3 separate regions of the Mus musculus genome follow, and all the other regions are linked to region 3. A link is a loop called in an ENCODE intact Hi-C map of the cell type or tissue named here. Cell type or tissue: gastrocnemius. All regions are shown on one strand.

Region 1 (8,000 bases), 220 kb after region 3:
TAATAAATAAATCTTTAAAAAATTAAAATTTTTTTAAAAAGGTCACCCCTGATGATGCAAGTCCTCTAGCAAGGCTATACCTTCTGAAGGTTCCATAATCCCCTCAAACAGCACCATCAATGGCGGTGGGGGGACCAATGTTCAAACACATAAGCCTATGGGGGGCATGCTTCATTTGAACTGTGTGTGTGTGCACGTATGTCCATGTGTGCAGGTGTGCACACACCAAATGTGCACTTGTGCAGGAAAGCCAGAGGCCCATGGGTGTGTCTTCTTCTCTTGCCTTCTGTCTTATCTTCGATTATATCTATTTATTTGTCTATTTGCTGAAGAGGCACGCTCTCACCACAGTACATGTGTAGAGAGCAGAGGGCAACTTGCAGTAGCCAGTTCTTGCAGTCTATAATGTAGACCCTAGGGATCAAACTCAGGTTGTCAGGCTTGCTGGCAAGCTCCTGACCCCACTGAGCCATCCCGCTGGACCCCCATCTTATCTTTCGAGACAAGGTCTCTCACTGAAGCTCACCAGTTAGGCAAGCTGGCCAGGTAGTCCCAGGCATCCTTCTGTCTCCACCTCCCCAGTGCCAGGCTTACAGATTGGCAGTGCTATTCCCAGCTTTTACGTGGGTGCTGTGATCTGACTTCAAGTCCTCATCTGTGCCAACTGACCCACACCCCAGTCCTCATTTTAAAGTTACTATTAAGCCAGGCAATGGTGGGGCACTTCCTTAATCCCAGCACTCAGGAAGCAGAGGCAGCAGTGTCTACAGAGTGAGTTTCAAGACTACAGGGCTACACAGAGAAACCCCATCTCAAAAACTATGTTTATCAGGCATCTGCTTCGGGTGATGCCGACACATCCTGCAACCACAAAGGCAGGCAGGACTCCAGGTTGGGTGTGCACAGATGTGGACAGTTAAATAATGGAGCCAGGGAGGAGGCTGTGGCGGGATGTGCTGAGGAACCAAGGAAGACTTGGGATGGATGGGGACGCCCTTCGGGGAGGACAGGGTCAAGAAGACTCGCTAAGATGACAGTGGCTGCGAAAAGTTGGGAAAGAGGGGAGGGGTGCGTGCGGTTCTTCAGGGGAGACGGTCCAGGCAGAGGGAAGAGCTCCTGAAGGGTGTGCAGGGCTGGGCATCCCTGGGGCAGGGACAGTGCTGTCTGTCCTTAATGTGTTTTCCCTAACCAGAGTGGACATTTATTTCTACTATATAAATAAAAGTGCTTTATTGCACAGAAAAGAAGGGAGGGAAGGAGGGGGAGGGAGGGAAAGCCAGGGGAGGAGGGAGGAGGAAGGGGGAGGAGGGAGGAAATTTCTCTTTCTCATCCCCACTCAGGACACAGAATCTAGCCAAGGCTGGCTTCCCACTGAATCACCTGAGGCATCTCAGGTTGGGGAAGACCACCATCTCCTTCAGCCTCTCCCACCACCATTGACCGCAGACTGACACTGGAGGAAACCACACTGACCGCCTCCTGAGGGTACCAAGGCGATACTAGAAGTTGCCTATAAAATTAGACGTGCCAACGGGGAGATGTTTACCCATTAACTCCACCCGGAGGGGAGGACTCACGTCCCAATTACTGGTAATGCGAAACACTAGTGGGAAGTCCGAAATGACAGTCTTTTTACAACAGCCGTGGGGCCACTTCCCACTGACCCTGAGCATTAACTGAGCAGGGACGGCTCAGTTGCCTGCTCTCTCCCGAGTCCTTAATGGCATAAAATGAAAAGATTTTAGCTAAGATTTCATTCGGCGAGTCAATAGGCAAAGCACACCAGGCATCGCGGGCGCCCCCGGCTTCAAGCTAATGGAGACAACGATTCTCTACAGAGGCTATGGATGCAGAGCTGCGTCCTGCAGAAGGCTAAGCGCAGAGGATTCAGTCTCCACAGGCCTCTCTGACTCCTTCCTAGTTTTGTATAACCCAGTACCAGCCAGTCCGTCACCAAGGGAGGGATAACTAGGTGTCGGGACAAAAGCCCAAATCCTTGGCATGACAGTGCTTCCAGAAGGTTCTGAGTCCTCCCTGTTTTCCCAACAACCCACATGATGTCATATGATGTATGTGTGTGTGTACATGTGTGAGTGTGTGCATGTGCGAGTGTGTGTGTGTGTGTGTGTGTGTGTAATTGCAGGCACCATGCTAGCCTTTTGTGTAGGTACTCAAGATCTGAACTCTGGCCCTCAAGTTTGTGTGGCAAGTGCTTCACTGACTTAGACACTTCCCTTGTCCCCACATTAGTCCCCAGTTGGCTCCTCGGGAGCTCTGGCTGTCACCTCAGGCCTTTGCACTTTGGTTGCTCCTTGCTGACTTGTTTCCTCCTTGACCCAGACTATAACTCTCGTGGGAGTGGGTGTGGCCCATCCGGCACTGCAAAACCAGCTTCAACAGAGAGGATGGACCACACAGTGTCTGTCACTCACTCCCAGCATCCTTCACACCCCCATAACTGTAATTAGGGAACAACGTCCCCCGTACCTCTGCTTCTTCTGTGTGGCCAGTGATGGCAATGTACCAGTCACTCTCAGCCTCTCGGCCTCGGCTGTAGCTGTGGCCAGGTGGTCTAGTCAGGAATTTGTCCTCTGGGTGCGAAGGATTATTGGAAAAACCACAGGGTTCCAGAGGGCTTCCGTGCTGTCAACACTGGGGGCTCTCTGTCAGTGTGACAGCCATCAAGTGGATGTGGCCTCTGGCTGGCAGCACAGCTGATGACCAGCTGAGTGAACATTAGTCAGTGTCTTCGGAGCTATTTGAGAAGGGCCGGCTGGGGACTGTGTTCCAGAGTGGCTTCTCCCTGTGGGGGGCTGCTGTGCAGTCTAGGTTGAACCCACTCAACACAGCAGTGGTCACAGTGACACTGAGGCCATTATCACAGACTTCCAGGTAGGAAGTCCAGCCCCTCCGTCACAATAGCTGCACCTTGGGGACTTGGGAGCCACAGCAGGTGGGGGCAGCTGGTGCAGAGTAGAGCACTGAGTCTCCTCAGAACTGAGGGAATGGCACCAAAGAATCATACCCCAGGTTTGTCCTCTAAATGCCCCTGGTCCCCAGCCCAAGCCATTTCCTGCCACTTGTTCACAAGAACAAATGAACAGGCTCTGCATACTCTCCCCAAACCTGGGTGCCAGCAGCTTGACCCCTTATTCCTGCAGTCCAGCAACAACTTTATTGAAATCCTACTATGAACCAAACTGCTGGACAAGGACACAGCAGGGTCATGCTGCCTGCACCTATACCAACACACTCATACTCTGGTACAACCAGCAGGGAACAGATGCCAAGAGCAGGGACAAAGGAACTTGGTTTTGTCAGGAGCCATGAAGACCAGGACAGCCTGGCTGCTGGCAGAGAACAGTGTAGGAGTAGTCTGTCAACCTTACTAACGGGTAACAGTGTAGCGGTAGTCTGTCAACTGAGCTGACAGGGAACAGTGTAGCAGTAGTCTGGAACAGTGTAGCCCGGTAGTATGTTAACTGCTTTGTGCTTCCAATGGGTTTTTCCTGTGCACCTGCCCAAGAGCTATCTGGATTCAAGAGTGAAACACACACACACACACACACACACACACACACACACACACACCAGTTAACTTTAAATATACCTTGACTAGCTCACAGAAGGGGCAGTTCTAATCCTCTGCCCGGCTCGTGTACCTTTCCCTCCAGTACTCCTGGCTCCACACCTGGCTCGAGGCTCGGTGTGGATTGGTCTGTTGGGAGGAGGTGGGATATCCTGATCTGTGGTCCAAAGGGCTGGGTTCCAGCACACCAAGGTTTGGGGTACCCAAACCCCAGGATTCCAGATGTCTGCACTACTAGAAAGATAGTTCTCTGCCCTGGCTCTGTTGTGCATTCTCCGTCAAAAGCCAGGCCTTCAGTCCATCTTGGGTCCCTATGTATATAGCCTTTAGGCTGCTGATTTCCATTACTGAGCTGACCAGCTGGGAAGTTGGATATGAAACCAAACTGTCAGTGTGTGAGCGTCGTTTAGAAAGGAGGAAATGTAACAAATATGAAATAACTGCGTGTTGCACGAAGTCTGGTCAGTACTTGACTCTGTGACTTGTGTGTGCATGTGTGTGCACCCATAAACACTGAGTTCCAGGGGTATTTCATTTCCTATGGTCTCAGGATGCCAAAGCCCTGCACTAGGTCACCTGTCTGGGCCTTCCCATGGAACTGGCTCTGCATCCAACGTCATCACCCCCAGGACCAGACAGTGTAACAGCACACCCAAAAGCAGGGTGGAAATTGAATCAGGGAGTATGTTCCACGCAGACATCGCCTACGGTTTTTATTATTCCCAATATGCAGAAACCACATTAAGGCTGAATTCCAAAAGCTGGAACATGGCGAGGCAGCTTGGTATTTCCTGGAGATCTGTCTTCACCCTGGCAGGAAACAGTCCCCCCTTCCCCCTGCCCTCCCCCCACCTCACTCCACCTGGGGAGAGTGGCTTCCTGGCCCCCTTCATTCCAGGGGTCCCCCGATGTTCTAATACAACCATTCCTTCAGTCATTCCTGGTCATTCACCGAATGTCCATTTCCTGAGTGCCTGTGATGGCCCCGACAGCAGCTGATGATGCGGAGACCCTGCCATCTCTGAAGCACTGGGGTGGGGAAGGGGTGGGTATGAAGGTAGACCTGTGGCAGCTTCCGGTGGTGATGGGGCTTGGAATAAGATGACAGAGGGGAGGGGAGAGGGGCAGGAAGGGGAGGTGGTAAGGGCATAGTGGTCAGGTGACCTCCTTCAGCAGTGATAACCAGCCTGAGACCCGGGTGAGCGGAAAGAATCAGAGGAAGAGGGCCCAGCCAGTGCAAAGGCCCTGTGGTATCCCTCAGGCTTTGTACTGGCCTTGCCCACCTTCCAACCTTCATGACATGGTAGAGAGTTTTGTAGTGAGAGAATCCAATGCCCCAGCTCCCTCTTCATCTGTGACCTTTGAGACATCTGTCAATCCTTTCAATGGCCTGTTTTTATCCCCATTTTCTGGATGCAGAAATGGAAACTGGGGGGTGGTTGGGGGGGTTCACCCAGGATCAGATGTCCTCCATGGTGCTAGGGCCAGAGGTTAATCTGAACTGTGATTAAGACAGCCGGATGGGCTGTAGTAGATTTCTGCCAGTAACAGCTGCTTCACCCCCTACTCAATCACAGAGCCTTGTATTTATTCCGTTGCCTGTTCTGAGCACCCTGAGGCAGTGTGAACCTCCAAGCTGTACTCCAGCGCAGTGTCCATTCACTGAGTGATCTCACCGATGCAGAGTTCCCGACCATGTGTCAGTCCCACGTCAGGCACCAAGCTTCAGCAGCAAGCAGGTCGGCCCTTGAGGCTGGCATAGCCAGAGAAGCCACAGTCAAACACTGGGCGGGCATGTTGGGATCCGGCTACAGTGCTGGGCAGAGGGTGAGATGAGTTGTAGCCCCACCCCACCCCAGAAGTGTTAGTGACATCTTCCTCAAGGCTGACTCCGCCCCATCCTCTAAGTGTCAACTTAGTGGGAAGCTGTCCCCAGCCTGTTCAGATGAGTGCCTTCGCCTGGCTGCCCACCCTGTAAATGCTTTGCTTCCTCTAAGCTTCAGGCCTCTGCTCTGTCATATCCTTCACGCAGGTACAAATACCAAGCCCACGCAGAACCCACATCCACACCTGGCTTTCTGCCTGCCGGCACACTGCATACACAGGGCCCGACCGACCGTGCTGCCCTCTTTGCCGCATCAGCCCTCAAGGACTTCAGTCTCTTCGTTCTCTGTCATGTTGTAGCAGCCAAAGAAATACGTGGTGCACAGTAGCTGCTGAATGAATGTTCATGTGTGTGAGCATGTATACACACACACACACACACACACACACACACACACCCTGTTAAAGAGCTTACCAAAAGGGAATGCTTTAAATGATACTGGAGGAGCCAATGAGATAGTCCCATGAGCAAAGACACTTGCTGGCAAGCCCAGTGACCTGAGTTCGATGCCAGTATCCACATGGTAGGAGGACACTGACTCCTACAAGGCGTCCTGTGATGGCCACAGACACGTGTGATTGCAGATGGGTAGGTAGGTAGGTAGATAGGTGGGTTATAGGTGGGTTGGTGGGTGGGTGGGAGGATGGATGGATAGATAGAAGATAGAGATAGATAGATAGATAGATAGATAGATAGATAGATAGATAGATAGATAGATAGATAGATAGATAGGCAGACTGACTGACCGACTTGAAACACTTCTGAGGCCTCTGGTTGGAAGGTGTGTCTGCTCTCCCGCTTCCTCCCCTGTCGGCTCCCTTCCTTGTTCTTGACTGTATAGTATAAATGTTTCTACCGCAGCCAGGAATTACTTTTGCAACATGAAGGAGTAAACAAGTAACGAGTTATAAAGGTGCCCCGCCCAGCTCTGCCTGTTCCCACCAGACCATCCTCCCTGTTAGAAGCCCAGGTTGTCAGCAGCCCTGTCCCTTCCTCACAGGCTGCCGTCGGGGGTGGGGTGGGCCTTGCCATCCTGCTGAGTTCTCCCCATCCATGGCACATCTGCCCAGAAGCAGAGAAGGGAGCAGGTGTCTCAGACCTTCCTGCCTCTCTCCCTCTGTCTCCTCTCAACCCCAGCAGGGTCTTCCCGCAAAGCAGTCCAGGGGCCTTCCTGACTGGACCTCCCCAGACTCCTTGCTGGTGCCCCTCTGGTCTCCACCTTCTCCTCCTCTGAGGAGCTCTCCCGGGGGGTTCTCTCAGAAACGCCATCCTGGGTAAAGTCAGTGATGGTCTGGTCTGTCCTGGCAGCTGAGGCAAAGACCTTACCTCCGAGTTTGTCAGATCTCCACAGTGGGCACAGCCAAGTTAACTCCTGTGGGCTGATGAGGTACACCCCACTTTACAGCCATCATTAGGTGCTATATGAAGGGCTTGTGGCTCACAGGCAAAGTTATGATGTGACAAACCTAGGCTGTATAGTGTGTGTACCGGGAGGTTACACCTGTGTCAAGAAACTATTGTCAACAGATTCAACTCCAGAAAGGACAGGACAAAGCATACACTGCTCCTCTGCTGAACAACCCTCGGAAGCCAATATTTTTAGGGATTTCTTTGTTTTCGTTTGTTTGTTTTGTTGGGTTTTCGAAATAGGGTTTCTCTGTGTAGTACAGGCTGTCTTGGAACTCACTCTGTAGACCAGGCTGGCCTCGAATCAGAGATCCACCTGCCTCCCGAGTGCTGGAATTAAAGGCGTGCACCACTACCGCCCGGCTCCTTGCAAGATGAATTTTTTCTTTCTTTCTGCTTTTGCATGTTTTCCTCATTTTCTTGAAGGTGCCCTGTTCCCTTTTAAGGAAAAGCTGTAACGAGGAAACACAAAGGTGCACTTGCGCCCTCTGCTGGTCATGCTGTAGAACTGCAGTACAGCGTTTGCCTGGTGGGGAACAGAGGCAGGGGAGCAGGTTTCCTTCCACCAGAAGCAGACTACAAGAGGGACCATGACAGATCTTCACCCCCAAATACTTCACATCACCCTTATTCTTCTTACACTCTGTTGAAGCCCCTAAGTATATGCCCCAGAAACTCCATTCCCATCTTAGGAGCCAGGAGATACCTGGGTAAATCCCAGTCAACATGGCTCCTTGGGGCTGCATGTCTTCAGATATGCCACCTACCTGCTTTGTGTCTCAGGCTCTCACCATACAAGGCAACGTTAGGCAGGGGTTCTCATCTGAGCACCAGTGACATTGTGGGAAGTGTTCTTCATCCTGTGTGCCTGTCAGGGGCAAACCTGACCCCAACCATCAAGTTACTTTCGTTGATACTTCATAGGTGTGACTTTGCTACTGTCATGAATTGTAACGAAAATATCCGTGTTTTCTGATGGGTCTTTGGTGACCCCTGTGAAAGGGTCCTTCGACCCCAAATGCGGTTGCAACCTATAGTTTCAGTGATTGGTGGGGAAGGGCTCAGCCGATGGTCTGTGGGGAGGGGCTCTCCTGACCTGGTGGTCCTGGGTTCCATAAG
Region 2 (8,000 bases), 160 kb after region 3:
TCGCAGCTGAGGACACCCAACACACATCTGGTGATGGTGGTGGGGACAGAGAAAGAGTTCTCGTCCTGAGCTCAGCTTGCGCTGGTGACAGTTGGACGGCTGGCTGCTTAGTCCTGGTCTACTCCCGGCACAAATTATCTTTGGGAAAAAAGGCTGAAAAAAAAATAAGGAAATGATTTCTTCTTTGTGGGATGGAGTCATATTGTCGTGGGGGAAACATCTTAAGTGGATGTGCCTGGACTGTGTATAAGGTTTTTCAAACTGCCAGAATCTCCACAGCGTATTCAACCCAATTCTGAAAGTGGCCGGCTACGCCGCAGACCCGTTTTACTGTGGGCTTTTCCACTCTCCCGACAGCAGCTAGCATTTTATCAATTTATCCATCTGGAACAAGACTCAAAATCTCTTACACACGATTTAAAGCAGCAGGCTTCGGCATCTTGGAAGCACAGTACTATGGGTGGTCCCCCATCCCAAATGCTAACTCTGTCACAGGTCAGCAAATCCTGTTTCTTCATGATGTGTTTAACCCAACACAAAGGCACGAAAAGATGCTAGAACGTAGGTCGTTTAAAAACAAGCACTTTTCAAAGTAATATTAAAAAACAATCAGGGCACATATCTTTTAATTTTTACTTCATATTGTTTAGTTATCTGATACTAGGAAAACAATGTATGTGTTTATGGGTTATTTTTATATACTTGGGTGCAGCAGTACACAAGCGCTCCAAGACACAGGAAGAAAATAACATTCTTTGAAGATAAAACAGTTTATCGAGTTGTGAACTAAGATACAAAGGGGCATAGGAACCTAAAAAGTAGTTTAACACACACAAACACACACACACACTCACACAAACAAACACACAAACACACTCCCACACACACTTGCACCATCTCAGGTTCTCTCAGATCTATTCATACATTGTTGTTGGTTTTTTTTTTTTTTCACAACTGCAGATTTTCAAGTTTCAAATCCAAGCTCATTATTATGCTCAGTCACAAACAAGATTCCAAACATTATCATTTCTTACATAAATAGCCCATTAACTTTCCCCAGTCTGAGGATGTCTAAAGACAGGGAAATATTAGGCTTGGGGGACTTACAGATGCTGCAGAGAAGTGGGAAGGGGAGGGCATTCCTTGGGTAAAACGGCACAATGACCCTTGACAAAGATTGTTTTGAAAAGACCCAGCCTTGGTCCCCACGGACAGCTGTGAATGTTGGGGTCTAACACATCTCCGAGGGCTGGTGTCTCTCTTAAGCTGACCCATGCTCTGGTCATAGAAAATTCTTTCATCCTAGCATCAAGGGCTTGTGGAATTAATAGAATCGGCTTCAAATACAACCACTGTCCCCAGTTATAGTTTCCTTGGGGCGGGAGTTCCCGACTCAGACATAATTCAAATGCTTCCCTGGTGTTTGTAAATCCTAGTACTTTCTCTCACTTCGTTAAACCTTCCCACCAGGAGTGGCTTCTGTACCTCGCACGACATATTTATATATAATATCGCGTTATATATTATATATACTTAAAGTCGTTAAAAGTTATGTAGCATTTCAGACTGAGGCGGGAAGAGGGAGGGAGGATAGGCGATAGCGTTTCTGCCTTGCTTTTTCCACAGGCAAGGAGCGAGGGCTGTCAAGTCTGAGCCCTGGGATGGTTTTGGGGCCCAATGTGCCTTGCAAGAAAATCTCACATTCAACTGCGGAGTAAAGAAAGCACTTTGAGGCTTTAGCGATGGGACACCTCTCCCAGTCCTGCTTCCCTAATACTCCGTGAGCGTGAGAGCTGTTTGAAATGCAATGAAGCAGCTAGGGCTAGTCCACAGCTGCCTGGCTATAGTAACTCAGGTCCGCGCGCTCTCCCCTTACTATGAAACCCAGTCTAAGCGTCCTGATGAAAAGTTGTGTTAAGTTTCAGCTTCAGAGTGAGCGCCCTGAGCTGGACCAGTGCGGGCTACAGGATAGTAAAGACTTTTCAAAAGAAAATCGACGTGGGGGAGGCTGGGCCACGGGCCCCAAGTTCCAGCGAGTTGCACAGCTCCTCGGCCACCCACAACCCCAGCCTTCGGACATCAGCTTGTCTCTTGGATCCTTTGGGTACAATCCGAGATTCAGCACGAGTCTCCTGAGTCTCCTCCGAGGCCAAACAACAAACCAAACGCAGAGACCCGGCCGCGTCCTGCACTTGTCCGGCGCACTGGAGTTGCTAACTTCAGTCACTGCGCCCCGCACCCCCCCTCACCTGGAACACAAGGGGAAACTGAGGCCCTGAGACCCAAAGGGATCTCAAGACTGGATCTGCTGCCGGCGGCCGAGTTTCCGCTCCTTTAGTGTCTACGGGGTCCCCGGGAGACGCGGTCCCACCCGGTGTCCCCGAGCGCGGTACTCACCCGCACAGTGCAGAGTCGTCCCGAGCGGGCCAGGCCGGGAGATGGCACGCGGAGCGAATGTCGCAGGGCTGCGGCAGCCTCCTGTGCCGGGGACCGGCCCCCTGTCCCGGCCGCGGGTCTCCTGCGCCCCCGCCGGGCCGCGCCGTGCGTGGGGGCCGCGGGGCGCGGCGCTGGCTCCGGGCGGGGAGTCGGCCCTGCAGTGCGCGCTGCTCTCGCTGCCGCCGCTGCGCTCCCGGAGGAGGGACGCGCCGGCCTCCTCCCTGCGGCGACGCCCACGCCGCCTCCCGGCCCCGCAGCGTCCTCACCGTGGCCAGGCGCGGCCCCAGAGAGTCAGCAGCGCAGACGGGGACCGCACACATGCATTCATCCGCCCATCATCCACCCACCCATCATCTATCTATCTATCTATCTATCTATCCATCCATCCATCCATCCATCCATCCATTCATTCATTCATCCATCCATCCTCCATCCACTCGACTGTCCGTGCCTGGTCAACTGCTCCACTACAATAAGACCAACTCGTTTTCTGTCATCCTGGAACTTTGCATCCACGTTGAGAGTGGGAATCACGAACAAAGAATCCAGGGAAAAAGGCAGCTGAAGAAAGTTGTAAATACCAAGGAGAGGGAAAGAAGGGCTTGTGGGTGGCCGGGCAGCAGAGCGGTCCAGGAAGATGTCTCTGTGGAGGTGTCACCTCAATTACAGGAAAGTGTGAGTGTGAGGGTGAGCGTGTATGTATTAGGCCAGAGGTCAGCAGTACTGTTTTTGTCAATAGCTCTCCCCCCACCCCCCAACGCAAGGTTTCTTTTTGAAGATGGAGGTTTTTGATTCAGGATTCAGCTGGAGGGGCTGGCCAGCAAGCTTGCTCCAGGGATCCTCCTGCCTCTGCCTCTTAGGCGACGCATTATAGGCACCTGCTGCCACGCCTAGCATTTTACTTAGCTACTGGGGATCTGAACTCAAGCCCTTCTGCTAGCATGGTGCTTTAATGACTATGCCATTCCCCAGTCCCAGTGCCTCCCTTATGGGGGCTCAGCTGGCTTCAGATTACTACTGCTGCTGCTCAGATACTGGGACTTCAGGTGTCTCCAAGTCAGGCTTTGGGTCCCTTAGCCAAACCAGTCAGTCTCTGGGCCCCTTATGAGTCCCTAGTGGGAAACTAGAAATGGGCCTCAGCTGGACCCCAGAGGTGAAAGATCTATTCCAAGTTTACACACGCCAGCTTCTTTTGGCTTCTCTAGCTGTGCTCAGGATAGATTAGGTGACTCTGAACTCTGACTTGTTCCAGAAGCTCCTGCTCTAGAAGATCTGATGCCCTCTGCTGGCCTCTGCAAGCACTGCACTCACATGCACAATTCCCCCCCCCCCCCCCAAATACAGACAATAAAAATAAAACTAGGGGCTGGAGGGATAGCTCGACAGTTAAGGGTCCTGTTACTCTTGCAGAAGACCCTGGTTAAGTTCCCAGAACTCACATGGCAGCTAATAGCTATCCTAACCAGGCCTGCACATGGTACACAGACATACGTACAAGCAGGATGCTCATACACAAAAAATCAAATCAAGTCGGAACCAGTTGTGAACCCTTTCCTTGATTTAGAGAGATAATCACCTGTATGTGTAATTCTTTAAAAGGGGTCCCCAAGTGTAGATGGGTCAGGCTCTGGCATTGCTGGCTCTGTCTCCCGTCTTATCTGTTTCCTTCCCACCACAGACACCATACCAGAGCAAGTACCTACCGTTGTCATGGCTGTCCCCACCCAGTGAGGAGGATCTGGGTATGTCCCCACACCACAATAACTCTTTCGCCTTTTAGAAGCAGAGTGAGCATCGGCTCTTGGACTTGATTTTCTCATCCAGAGCTCAGCGGCGAGACTCTTGTATTATTGTATTATTAATAATTATGTATTATTACTGTGTGAATGCTCAGAGCCCACACCACCCAGGCACTTCCCACCGAGGCTGTGGCTGCCCCCAGCCATGTTCCACATATTACCTACCCCCTGGGGTCATCTTAGAAAGCACAACGGTGCACTTGCTTGAGAGTCTCAGAATTCCCTAACAAGGCTTTGACCTGGCCCCTGAACCTCACTTTTTTCTTATAAACAAACAAACAAACAAAAATGTTTTGTTTTAAAGGTTTTTGTTTTAAAATCCCAGACTGAAGGGCTGGGACGAGCGCTCAGCTGGTGAAGTGCTATGGTGCCAGCATTAGGGCCCGACTTTGGATCCTCAGTGTCCATGTAAATAGCTGGGCACTGTGTAATAGCTCACGCGTGTAATTCTAGAGCTGGGGACGCAGAGACAGGGGGATTCATGGGGCTCACTGGCCAGGCAGCCTAGCAGAATCAATATGCTCTAGGTTCGTTCAGTGGGAGATGTCTCTCTCTTAAAAAATAAGGTTAAGAGTGATTGAATGTCTGGCACACACATGCACATGTGCACACACACTACAGCTAGGTGAGGATAGACTGGAATAGGGTGTGTCACATGAATCAGCAGATTGAGTGCAGGTCTCACACTCTCAGATTTAACCAACCCCAGATTGAAAGCATCCGGAGAAAAGGGATTTCGTCTGGACCGAGCATGAACACACATTTGGACTTGGTGGTGCGAGGACGGAGCACCTGAGTCCAGCAGGAAGTTATATGTCTCCAGCCTCACGCTCAGACGTGTTTTTCTTGTCATTATTCCCCAATAAATATGACACAGCAACAATTTCCAGATCCTCTGATCACATTAGGTGCCCAAATAATCTAGAGTTCAAAGTGCACAAGGTGATGCCCAAGACTCTATGCAAATGTTACTCCACTTTACCAAGCACCGGCATATGTAGATGCATACATATGCTATCTGCAAAAGTACATGCTATATGCAAAAGTACATATAAATATCCACCATATACTATGTATAAATCATACACTATACACATGTACACATATATTTACACAATACAAACATATATATATGTATATATATATATATTACATATACATATTTATACACATGAACACATGTACCATATATACACATATACTGTATATATACGTATGCTACATAACACATATACTATATATAAATATATACACATGTACACATATACCATACATATACCATGTACACACATATACATACAGCCATACACAATGCACACATGTACTATATATACATACACCATACACTCTTACACACATATTATATATACATATTTACTGAGTACACATATGCTAGATACATACACACAGATATTATATGTATATAGATATATATTATATACAGACATATGAACAAAGTACACACATACACACACACACACAGAATCAGGATATGAACTTTTCCTTTCTCTGTGGACTGTGTGAGGGAGTCTTGGACATCCAATAACTCAGTTTGAGTTAATGAATCCCGCACCAGAATGGCCTGTTATCTCCCTGAAGCTTCACCAGCCTGAGGCCCCCGAGGTGTGGGTTGGAAGCAGGTGTTTCTTAGCTTCATTTCTCTTTCTCTCAGGGCAGCAGTCTCAGGGCTGCTACCCATTAGTGTCTCCAGGGGACCTTTTAAATCTCTACCCCACACCAATTAACCCAGCCTCTCTGGGGACAGGACTGGGAACTAGCACTTTCCAAAGCCCCTGGGTCATTTCTACAATCAACAGAGAGGGACTCCTAGTCTTTGAGAAGCTCTGAGTGGAAGCCATCCCCCAGCCCTTTGCCTCCATGTTTAACCTGAAAGTGCTAGACCATAGGGCAGGCTCTTAGAATGCCTTGCCTTACTTATCTGCCTTGGAATAGTGGCCCAGCATCTTCCCAGTCAACGTACATGGAAGACCAGATGGACTGTGAAAACCGTGGGCACACTGTATCTTATATACATGTGCACCCTACATACATGTATGTAATCCATATCCTATATCATGCATTCTACACACATACATACTTTATATCCTATACACATACATGTACATCCTACAACACACACGAGTACTTTCAATGCAGAACCATTCCCATTTCCACACACATTCCTTTCCCACCCACAAGATGTCTGCTGGGAAGAAAGCCCTCCGTTTTTTTAATGTTCTCACAGACTTTCGTTCTTTTCAGAAAGGATCTGAGGCAGCAGTAATGGAATAACGATAGCTTAAAGAAAAAGAGCTAACAACGAAACGTTGGGAAGGAAAGGAAGTCAGGGATGAGGTTTGCACACAGAAAGTGCACGGGGAAGTTTGGGTGCTCGTCAGCGGTGAACTGAGAATTAGCCGTGAGCTTCCTGGCTGCCAATGCAAACTGGAAAATGTGATCAGTTACATCGGCATTGCTCCGATTGAAAAGCGCATGCGCACTCCGTGGTTGAAGAAAAGGAACTGAGATCCCGGCTCCTGCGTCATTCCTCCCTCTGTGGGAATTTAGAAGGACCTTGAAGGAGGCCCCACACCTCCAAAAGCTCCGCGGAGTCAAAATTAAAACTAGCCATTTCAGAGCAGCTCACTGTGTGGAAGACAGCCACAAACTAAGTTGCTTGGTCAATCAGGCCTTTAGGAAGGTGACCCACGGGTCCCTACAGATGTGGAAGCATGCCGCAGCACCAGACCAGGAGGCTTGTTACACACTTCTGGGACACAAAAATATTCCCTTACCAAAAGGGGAAAAGAGACGCCTGGGAGATGCTTGCCTACTGGGCAGTGGGGCAACCTGAGTTTGAATGCCCATAACCCACATACAGCCAGACACGGGAGCACACATCTGTAATTCTAGTGGTCCTATGTGAGGTAGGAGCCAGAGAAAGAAACATCCCTGGACACTCGGGATCCAACCAGCCTGGGTCTGCCTAGCAACAAACTGGGAAGTCGCTGTGGCTCCCACGAACAGGGGGTGGGGTGGGGTGGGGTGGGGGGTGGGGTGGGACTCAAATTTTCCCAAACTCAAGAAGGCAAACAGAGGGTTGTTTCATTCCGGCAACCCTCCAGTTAGCAGCCAACAGAGCATCTCTGCTTCTAACACACACCCAGCCGCACAAGGCCCAGCTTCTTGCAACAATCACATGAATTGACACTTATCTACCCTGTACTTGATTCAAATTCCTTTAAAAAACAAACAAACAAACAACCCTCCTTCCTCAGAGGAAGGAAAAGCAGTATTATTTACTACTAGTGAGAGAAGACGAGGCGATGTTTGGACACACTCATGGCAAGGTGACCGTGAGGCCGGGTCATCATGTGCAAAGGAAGGCTTGTTGACAACTTCAGCAGCCATTTGCTAACCAGAAAGCTTCGAGTAGTGTTACTTAACTAATTAATGATCGCACCATGTTCACACACCAGTCTGATCTTTACTGAGGGACACTTGCTAGGGTTTGACTATGTCCTCCAAAACTCAGGTGCTGAAACCAAAGGCCATTGTATTGGTATTAAGGGCACTTTAAAGGATGGTTAATCCACAAGGCTCCTCCCTAATGAATAGAACTAAGGACTGAGGTGAGGTTCTCAACCCCTTGGGGGTCGATTGGCCTTTTCACAGGGGTCGCATATCAGATATTCTGCCTAGCAGATTGCTTATATTGCAATTCTTAACAGTAGCAAAGTTATAGTTATGAAGTAGAAATGAAAA
Region 3 (8,000 bases):
GGAACTATTTCTACCCCACAGCCAGGTCCTCAGGGCTGTTCCAGGTGCCAGTGACACCCTGAGGACAGATAGAAATGTTCTCCCATGTCCAGCTTCATTTAGGTCACCTTTAGCTTTCATTCTGTTCTGAATGACTGTGGTGACGGCTTACAGTCAGTGGGACCTGCACGAAGCCTGCGGACCCATCGGCTGGCCTGGGGGAATCCACCCTCTTCCCCTTGAGCAGAGCTGTTCACTTATCACAAGGAAGGGTACGTCTTACTTCCCTCCTTGCTTTGTCGGCCATCGCTGATAGGTCACCTTTAAGCCTGATCACAGCTGTTAACTTGAGCCTGGGCAAGTACTCTTTTTCTCTCCTTCAGCCTTCGTTTCTGTAGTTTTATTTACTTATTTTTTTTAAAGCTTCCTTTCTATGATGTTAAAATTTAGAAATTATTATTGTGTGGTGTGTGTGTATGTGTGTGTGTGTGTACATATAAACCGGAGGTGAGTGTGTGCATGCGCCACAGTGTGTAGACGAGGCCAGAGGACAAGTTTGCAGATTCCATTCTCTCCTTTCAGCTTGGTGTGGGTTCTGGGATCAAAATTAGGATGCCCAGACACCTTTAAGTTCTGAGCCATCTCACTGGCCCCAAGGAGGAATTTACCCACAAGTCTTTCAACATAGACTAGGTCTAAACAAATGAGTTAAGCTATGTCTGACCCTTTCTGTCCTTTCTTTTCGCATCTTGATCAGGGATCTAAGGGCAAACACAGTAAGAGTATTCTCTTCCTTCCTTCCTTCCTTCCTTCCTTCCTTCCTTCCTTCCTTCCTTTCTTTCTTTCTTTCTTTCTTTCTTTCTTTCTTTCTTTCTTTCTTTCTTTCTTTCTTTCTTTCTTTCTTCCTCTCTCTCTCTCTCTCTCTCTCTCTCTCCCTCCCTCCCTCCCCCTCTCCTTCCCCTCTCCCTGTCCCTCTCTCTGTCCCTCTCCCTCTTATGCACCAGAAGAATGTAAATTCTTTATTAAAAAGCTTCCACTCTGACCCCACTGCTAAGTATCGTTGCCCCAAGAGGATCTGCCTTAATGAACGTTTTAAGTAAAGGCATTTCAGAAGGAAGAGGAAGAGGCCACCAGTTTTTTACTGGGTTAGCAGAACCACCATTCCATGTGACTGGAGCAGAGAGAGAGGAGGTCCAGCAAGGTCACTCTGGCAAGAGTGTCCCCCTAAAAGGACACTGACTACAGTTCTGCACTTTCTTAGTAGTCATCAGTAAGAGATTCGAGTCTCTGAGAGACACAGGACGTCTGGAGGGTGGCTCCATGTTCTTCTAAAACCCCACATTCTGTTCCCAGCAACCACATCAAAGTGGCTCACACCTGCCTATGCTCCAGGAGATCCGATGAGTTCTTCTGGCACACACACACACACACACACACACACACACGCACGTGCGCGTGCACAATGTATGGAAAGGGATCAGGCAGTGGTGGTGCACACCTTTAATCCCAGCACTTGGGAGGCAGAGGCAGGTGGATTTCTGAGTTTGAGGCCAGCCTGGTCTACAAAATGAGTTCCAGGACAGCCAGGGCTACACAGAGAAACCCTGTCTCGAAAAACTAAAAAAAAAAAAAAAAAAAGGAAAAAATTTCTATCGGAGATAGCACCCCCTACCCCCAACTAAACATGAGTAACCCCAGCAACTGTGAAAGCGAGTGTTGTGTGCTGACCTCCAGGTCATTGAAGAACAGGTGTGTGTCAGCAAGGTTGAAGATCATCTCCTCCATCATCAGGCCAATGCGCACAGACGTCGTGGTGTCCTGTGGGAAAGAGAAGGGACAGTTTTCTGCACATGTGGCCTCTGGGGCTCTGGAAGGCAGCTGGAAGTCCCTGCTCTTCCGGATAGCTCTCAGCTCTTGTGTGGCTGAAGGCATGGCCTGGGATGAGCATAGCTTGTCTACACCAGGAAAGAAGATATTATAAAATGATGTCACTCCGGAGTGACAGCTACAAGGGATCTCTGAGAAACGGTGAGGGGGATGGAAGCAAGCCGGTCAGAGCATACAGTGCGAAACATTTGAATCATGAACGGCGTGTCTGTCCCCCACCCCCACTGCATACAACACAGTTGGCTACCGTAACGGTTCGCTGTCAACTCTACTGACACAGACTCATCGTGGCAACACACCTCTGGGTATGCCTGTGACGATGTGTCCAGAAAGGTTTGCCTGGTGGGAAGACCCAATCGGGTGTGCATAGCTCCATTGTCTGGACTGGGATCCCAAACCAAATGAGGAAGGAAAGATGGCCAAGGAGCTGGGCAGAGCTTTCATCCACCTCTGCCCCCCAACTGGGGACCCAAACTGACCAGCTGCCTCTGGGTCTCGCTTCCATCCCACGAGAGACTGCACTTTAAAACCATGAATGGACGCTGGGCAGTGGTGGTGCACACCTTTAATCCCAGCACTCCAGAGGCAGAGGCAGGTGGATTTCTGAGTTCGAGGCCAGCCTGGTCTACAAAGTGAGTTCCAGGACAGCCAGGGCTACACAGAGAAACCCTGTCTCGGAAAAAAAAATCAAGTAAAACAAAACCATGAAAGGAGACAGTCCTTCCTTCCTTAGGTTGCTTCTGTCAGGGATCTCTGTCATGAAAGAAGAAAGTAACTGACATAAGGTTCTGCTCCCAGTCACCCATCCCCGAGGGTGATACATTCCAGTGTGCAGTGAACATGGCCGGTGGTCTGTTATGTCTGACTCATGAATGGAGGGCTGTTTGTTTGTTTGTTTGCTTCATTTTGTTAAAGATTTATTTATTTTATGACTATGAGTGCTTTATCTCCATGTATACCAGCACACCAGAAGAGGGCATCGGATCCCAGCATAGATGGCTGTGAGCCACCATGTGGTTGTGGGGAATTGAACTCAGGTCCTCTAGAAGAGCAGACAGTGATCTTAATGGCTAAACCATCTCTCCAGCCTGTCCGTGGTTTTTGTTTGTTTGTTTGTTTTTGTTTTGTTTTTTGTTTGTTTTCTTTTGTTGTGAGACAGGGTTTCTCTGTATAGCCCTGGCTGTCCTGGAACTCACTCTGTAGACCAGGCTGGCCTCGAACTCAGAGATCATTTGCCTCTGCTTCCTGCAAATGCTGGGCTTAAAGGAGTGTGCCACCCCCCACCCCTGTTGCTTAGCTTGTGTGTGTGTGTGTGTGTGTGTGTGTGTGTGTGTGTGTGGTTCAGTGTTTGATTTGGTTCTGAACTGTCCTCACAAGCTCAGGTAGTGATAGTTTGGTCCCTATCTGGTTATTTTGAGAGTTTCTGGAAACCTCAGTGGGTGGGGCCTAGCTAGAGGAAGTAGGCCAATGTGGGTTGGCCTTTAACTGTTGTATCCGGTCTTGGACATGTCCTTGTCCTCCTTCCCTTTCTCCCTCTTTCCCTCCCCCCTCTCTGCTTTATCCCCCACCACCACATGGTGAACAGCCTCCACCTCACACCCTTGCCGCCACGATATTCTGTCTGAGGGCGCAGGACCAAGCAACCATGGGCAGAACCCTCTGGAACACATGAGCAGAGTTAATCTTTCCTTTTTAAAGTTGTTTTCCCAGGGGCTTGGGGTACAGCTAGCTAAAAGCTAAGTGTTTCTAGCTGGTAAAGACAGAGACGAGTTACCCCTGCATAGAGACTGCGAGTCCAAAAGCCTTTAGAAAATGGATCCGCTGGGCCCTGAGGACTCAGGTGTTGTATGTGGTACAAGTGATATTTCAAGTCTGGATGGGAGCTTTAAGGGCCCTGCTGTCTCTCACACTCTCCACAACACAGATCTCTTCACAGAACCCTGCCTAAGCCTGGGCTCCAGGATAAAGATAATGAGGTGCACACTTGCAGATGACAGTGGGTTGGTGGGTGTGCTGGTCAGTTTTTACTGTCAACTAGACACAACTTAGAGTCCTCTGGAGAGAGGGCACCTCCGTTGAGTAATTGCCTCCGTTGGGCTGGCCTCTAGCCATGTCTGAGACTGTCTTGATTGGCGATTGGTACAGAAGGGCCCTGTGCACTGTGAGAGTACCATCATTAGGAAGTGGGCCCAGGCTATGAAAGAAAGCTTGTTAAGTATGTGCCAGCAAACCAGAGAGCAGTGTTCCTTCATTGGTCCTGCCTCAAGGTTTCTGCCCTGACTTCCTTCAGTGAGGGACGGTGACCTGGAGTATAAACCAAACCAACCCTTCCCATCTCTAAGTTGCCTTTGGTCGCTGTGATGACCACATCAACAGAGACCAGGCTAGAACAAACAGAGCTTAAGAGAGCCGAGTCTCTGTCTGCCACCTCCTGCTCAGGGGGCTCAGGCAGTAAGGGGTTTGCCGTGCAAGCCCGAGGAACCGAGTTTGACTCCCAGAGCCTGAATGTACATACAATGCTCCATGCGGTGTGCGGACTTACAAGCTCAGTGCTGGGAGGCAGAGATAGGTGGGTCCCTGCTGGCCAGACTGGCCAAACTGGTGAGCTCCAGGCCAGTGAGTGAGACCCGTCTCAAACTGAGGTGAACAGTGCTTTGTAATAACAGCTCAGATTGTCCACGGGCCTCCATGTGCACATATGCACCCATGACCATGGGCACCAGCACACACATATACATGCACACACATGTACATACACACACACACACACACACACAGAGGTATTCTTGCTCTAAAATAATAATTATTTATTAATTATTAAATAATTAGTAAATAATTCCAATCACAAAACTCTTTTGACCTTAAAAATAAAACAAAATAAAACAAAAATGAAACAAGACAACTAAAAGGAAAAGCTGACCTTGGCTTCACACACAGCTGTGGAGAAACAGGCCAGGACACCTCCTCAGGGTTTCAGAGCCTCCCATTCAGGGTTCTGGCCAGGAGGTGGCAGACAGAGACTCTGTAACTGCAGAAGGCAATGGGGGGGGGGGGGACGACGGGGACAAACCTCCTGGAGCCTGGCGGGTGTCAGTGTGACCCAGGGAAGGCTGTGTGCCTCCCCTTTGTGCCTCTGCACAGCCCTTAGGAAAGGCGTGCCTGCCTGCCGTGCACCTGACTGAGAGTGTGGCTGTCACGCAGGGGAACAGGGGAGAGCAGCCATCCTGCCCAAAGGGACTGACTCAGCACACAACAATCACTGTGTGTAACATCTGCTTCTCTGTGGAAAGTATTTACGCAGCTCTGAGAGACCAAATCATAGATATGAATAGAGCTGAGGTCGTTCGTGACTGGCTGATAGAGGCAGGACATGAGGGGGAGGTCTGGGCCTTTCACTACAATGAGGGTGAGAGACAGGACCTTCTTTGTTTTTGTTTTTGACAGGGCCTCATGTAGCCCAGGCTGGCCTCAAACCTACCACATAGTCAATGCTAGTCTTGGACCCCTGGCTCTCTTCTTCCACCTCCCAAGTGCTAGGATTAAAGGCCTTTTGTGATGTAGTTATTCTTTTGGTGCTGGGAGGGAACCCAGGGCCTTTGCACATGCTAGGCGAGTGAGTGTTCCACCATTGGGCTATGGCCCCAGCCTTGAGAACTAAAGTTTTTAATTTTGCATTGTTCGAAATCAGAGATCACGGAGAGGGCATAAAGGAGAAACGTGGAGATAAGCATCTAAATAGTCCACGAAAGTTGAAAATTGTTGCCTCCTGGCAGAAAGCAAAGGTGGTGGCTCGTGTGGGTTGCTGTTTCTCAAATACTTATCTGGATATAATGTCCCAAATTTAAAAGTATATGCAGGCTTTTCTTGGGTTAAACCAATTAAGAATAATTAGCAATGTATTCTGAAATATCACTTTGTTTTTTTAATGGGTGTGGGGGGTGTGGGGTGGGGGTGGTCCATACTCATTATTGTGTTTGAATGTTGTACTGGCTAGTTTTGTGTCAACTTGACACAGCTGGAGTTATCACAGAGAAAGGAGCTTCAGTTGAGGAAATGCCTCCAGGAGATCCAACTGTAAGGCATTTTCTCAATTAGTGATCAAGGGGGAAAGGCCCCTTGTGGGTGGGACCATCTCTGGGCTGGTAGTCTTGGTTCTATAAGAGAGCAGGCTGAGCAAGCCAGGGGAAGCGAGCCAGTAAAGAACATCCCTCCATGGCCTCTGCATCAGCTCCTGCTTTCTGGCCTGCTTGAGTCCTGACTTCCTTCAGTGATGAACAGCAGCATGGAAGTGTAAGCTGAATAAACCCTTTCCTCCCCAACTTGCTTCTTGGTCATGATGTTTGTGCAGGAATAGAAACCCTGACTAAGACAAATGTGAAAAGCCCCCACAGATTCAAGTGTTTGAACATTTGGTATGCCTTGGTGGTGCTGTTTTGGAAGGTTGTAGAACCTGTATGGGGTGGGTCTTCACATCTGAGAGACGCTATTTGCTATTTGCATCCTGACTGAGGATACCATGTGATCTCCTGCTCCCGTGCTTTCTCACACACCACAGACTGTGTCCCCCAAACTGTGAGTCAAAGCGGCCCCTTCCTTCCCTGAGGTGCCTTTTATCTGGTATTTGGTCAGAACAAGGACAAAAGGCACCAATAAACTCTTGAGCAAGGGAACTACTGAGAGATGGATGACCCATGCAGAACCGATGGTGAGGTGCAAAAGATGGGAACTTTTGCGATCTTCTGCAGTCTAACTGAGCCACGCAGCTGAGGGAGATGGAGAGAGCACAACGGAAAACCCACATCTCAGCAGAAAGAAGTCTGATTGTCACAGGGGCAGAGGACATGGCTCAGTCAGGAAAGTTCCTACCATGTAGGCACAAGGACCTGAGTCTGGGTCCCCAGTACCCATGAAAAGGCCAGGCATGGTGGCTTGCCTGTAACCCCAGTGCTTGAAGCGGGCCAGAGACAGGAGGGTTCCCAGAGCTTGTTGGCCAGCTGCACACATATGTGCATCCACACACAAACCATGTATATGTATATATACATACATACACACATATGCATATACACGTATATTTGAATATATGTACATACCCTGCCACAGACATACTTGCATATACTTACTATTGTTTTAAAGGACAGATCAGTTCAAAGAAAAACAATTCAGGTGTGAGACTTGGAGAGAAGTTTCCCAAGCACTTCCAGCTGCCTGCTGGATGCACCCAGAACACCCAGCCTGCTCTGCTGGCTTTAGTGGTGCAATCGCAATTGCAATCGACAGTGTGACCCGGTCAAATACAGCCAAAAGCATGGCAGCTTCCTCACTACGCTTTCCGATCCACAGGAAGCCTGTATCAGCCAACGGTGCACGGAGGGTTAAATACACCTGGCCCGAAGTCCCAGTAAGGTTCACATCCCGTGGACTCCTGTGGAGGACTCGCGCCCTCATCAAAGACGCAGCAAGAGCAGCTGATGTCCCACTGTGCAGCCAGAGATGCCAGGCACTTGAAAGGCACTTCCCTAACCATTGCATGCTCTTCGGATTAAAGCAGGGTCAGTGGTTAACTTGCTAAACAAGCACCGTCTATGAGGATGACTTGAAAAACAAAGATCAATTAAAGCCAGAACCGAGAGACTGGAGAAGGGCTCCGTGTGGAACACGCCCCTGGAAAGGCTCTGTTGGGGCAAGGCGGGGAGGATGGAATGCCATTCTTGTTGGCCTAGGATGTTTGCGGGTGGCTGTCTCCCTGAGAAGCTATAAACCAGGCCCAGACTCGGCAGATTTTTCCAGCAAGCCCTAATGTTCTGCGGGTTTCTGGAATTAACTTTGATGGCATCGTGGTGGCCTGTGCATGCCTTGGGTTAGGGGGCTAGAAAGGGATGGTTGCCCTTGGGGCAGAGACAGTACTCTGGATCCCCACGAAGCACGGGGACCCAATTCTAATGCCTTTGTGATGAAATTCTTCTAGTTCCAGGAGGCCGTTTCATCCTATGGGCTGTTCAGACATCAGCCTTGTGGTTGCTACGCTATCTTGGGATGTGTGGTTTTATTTCTTGGGTGGAAGAGAGACCGTAAAACTATAAAAAGTGAAAGTCTTTCCTAAAACGAAATCAATCTGATGTGCAATAATCAGG

Evidence for each region. A loop is a pair of places that touch in the nucleus more often than their neighbours do. Peaks named below come from ENCODE experiments on the same cell type or tissue, not always from the same donor. Only the 100,000 strongest peaks of a DNase experiment are listed, where the experiment ranks them.
Region 1: it touches region 3 in a loop (8-fold over the local background); 28 of 42 quality-filtered maps call a loop at or near these places.
Region 2: it touches region 3 in a loop (2.2-fold over the local background); 3 of 42 quality-filtered maps call a loop at or near these places.

Annotation. Positions count from the first base shown.
Region 1 is chr2:165,528,687-165,536,686 of GRCm38, reverse strand. No RefSeq gene overlaps it. Among named protein-coding and RNA genes, the nearest start is that of Slc2a10, 29 kb to the right of the region's middle. In gastrocnemius, a CTCF peak has its summit at 7,390 (motif pointing left); a DNase peak (open chromatin) is centred at 7,361.
Region 2 is chr2:165,589,662-165,597,661 of GRCm38, reverse strand. It overlaps Eya2 (EYA transcriptional coactivator and phosphatase 2), which reads right to left and starts at 2,634. Exons shown (of 16, transcript NM_001271963.1): 1 at 2,398-2,634. In gastrocnemius, a CTCF peak has its summit at 3,699 (motif pointing left); no DNase peak of the experiment used is centred here; H3K4me3 peaks cover 3,257 bases; H3K27ac peaks cover 2,132 bases.
Region 3 is chr2:165,748,238-165,756,237 of GRCm38, reverse strand. It overlaps Eya2 (EYA transcriptional coactivator and phosphatase 2), which reads right to left. Exons shown (of 16, transcript NM_001271963.1): 10 at 1,708-1,797. Among named protein-coding and RNA genes, the nearest start is that of Gm29993, 21 kb to the right of the region's middle. In gastrocnemius, a CTCF peak has its summit at 4,856 (motif pointing right); no DNase peak of the experiment used is centred here; H3K27ac peaks cover 1,652 bases.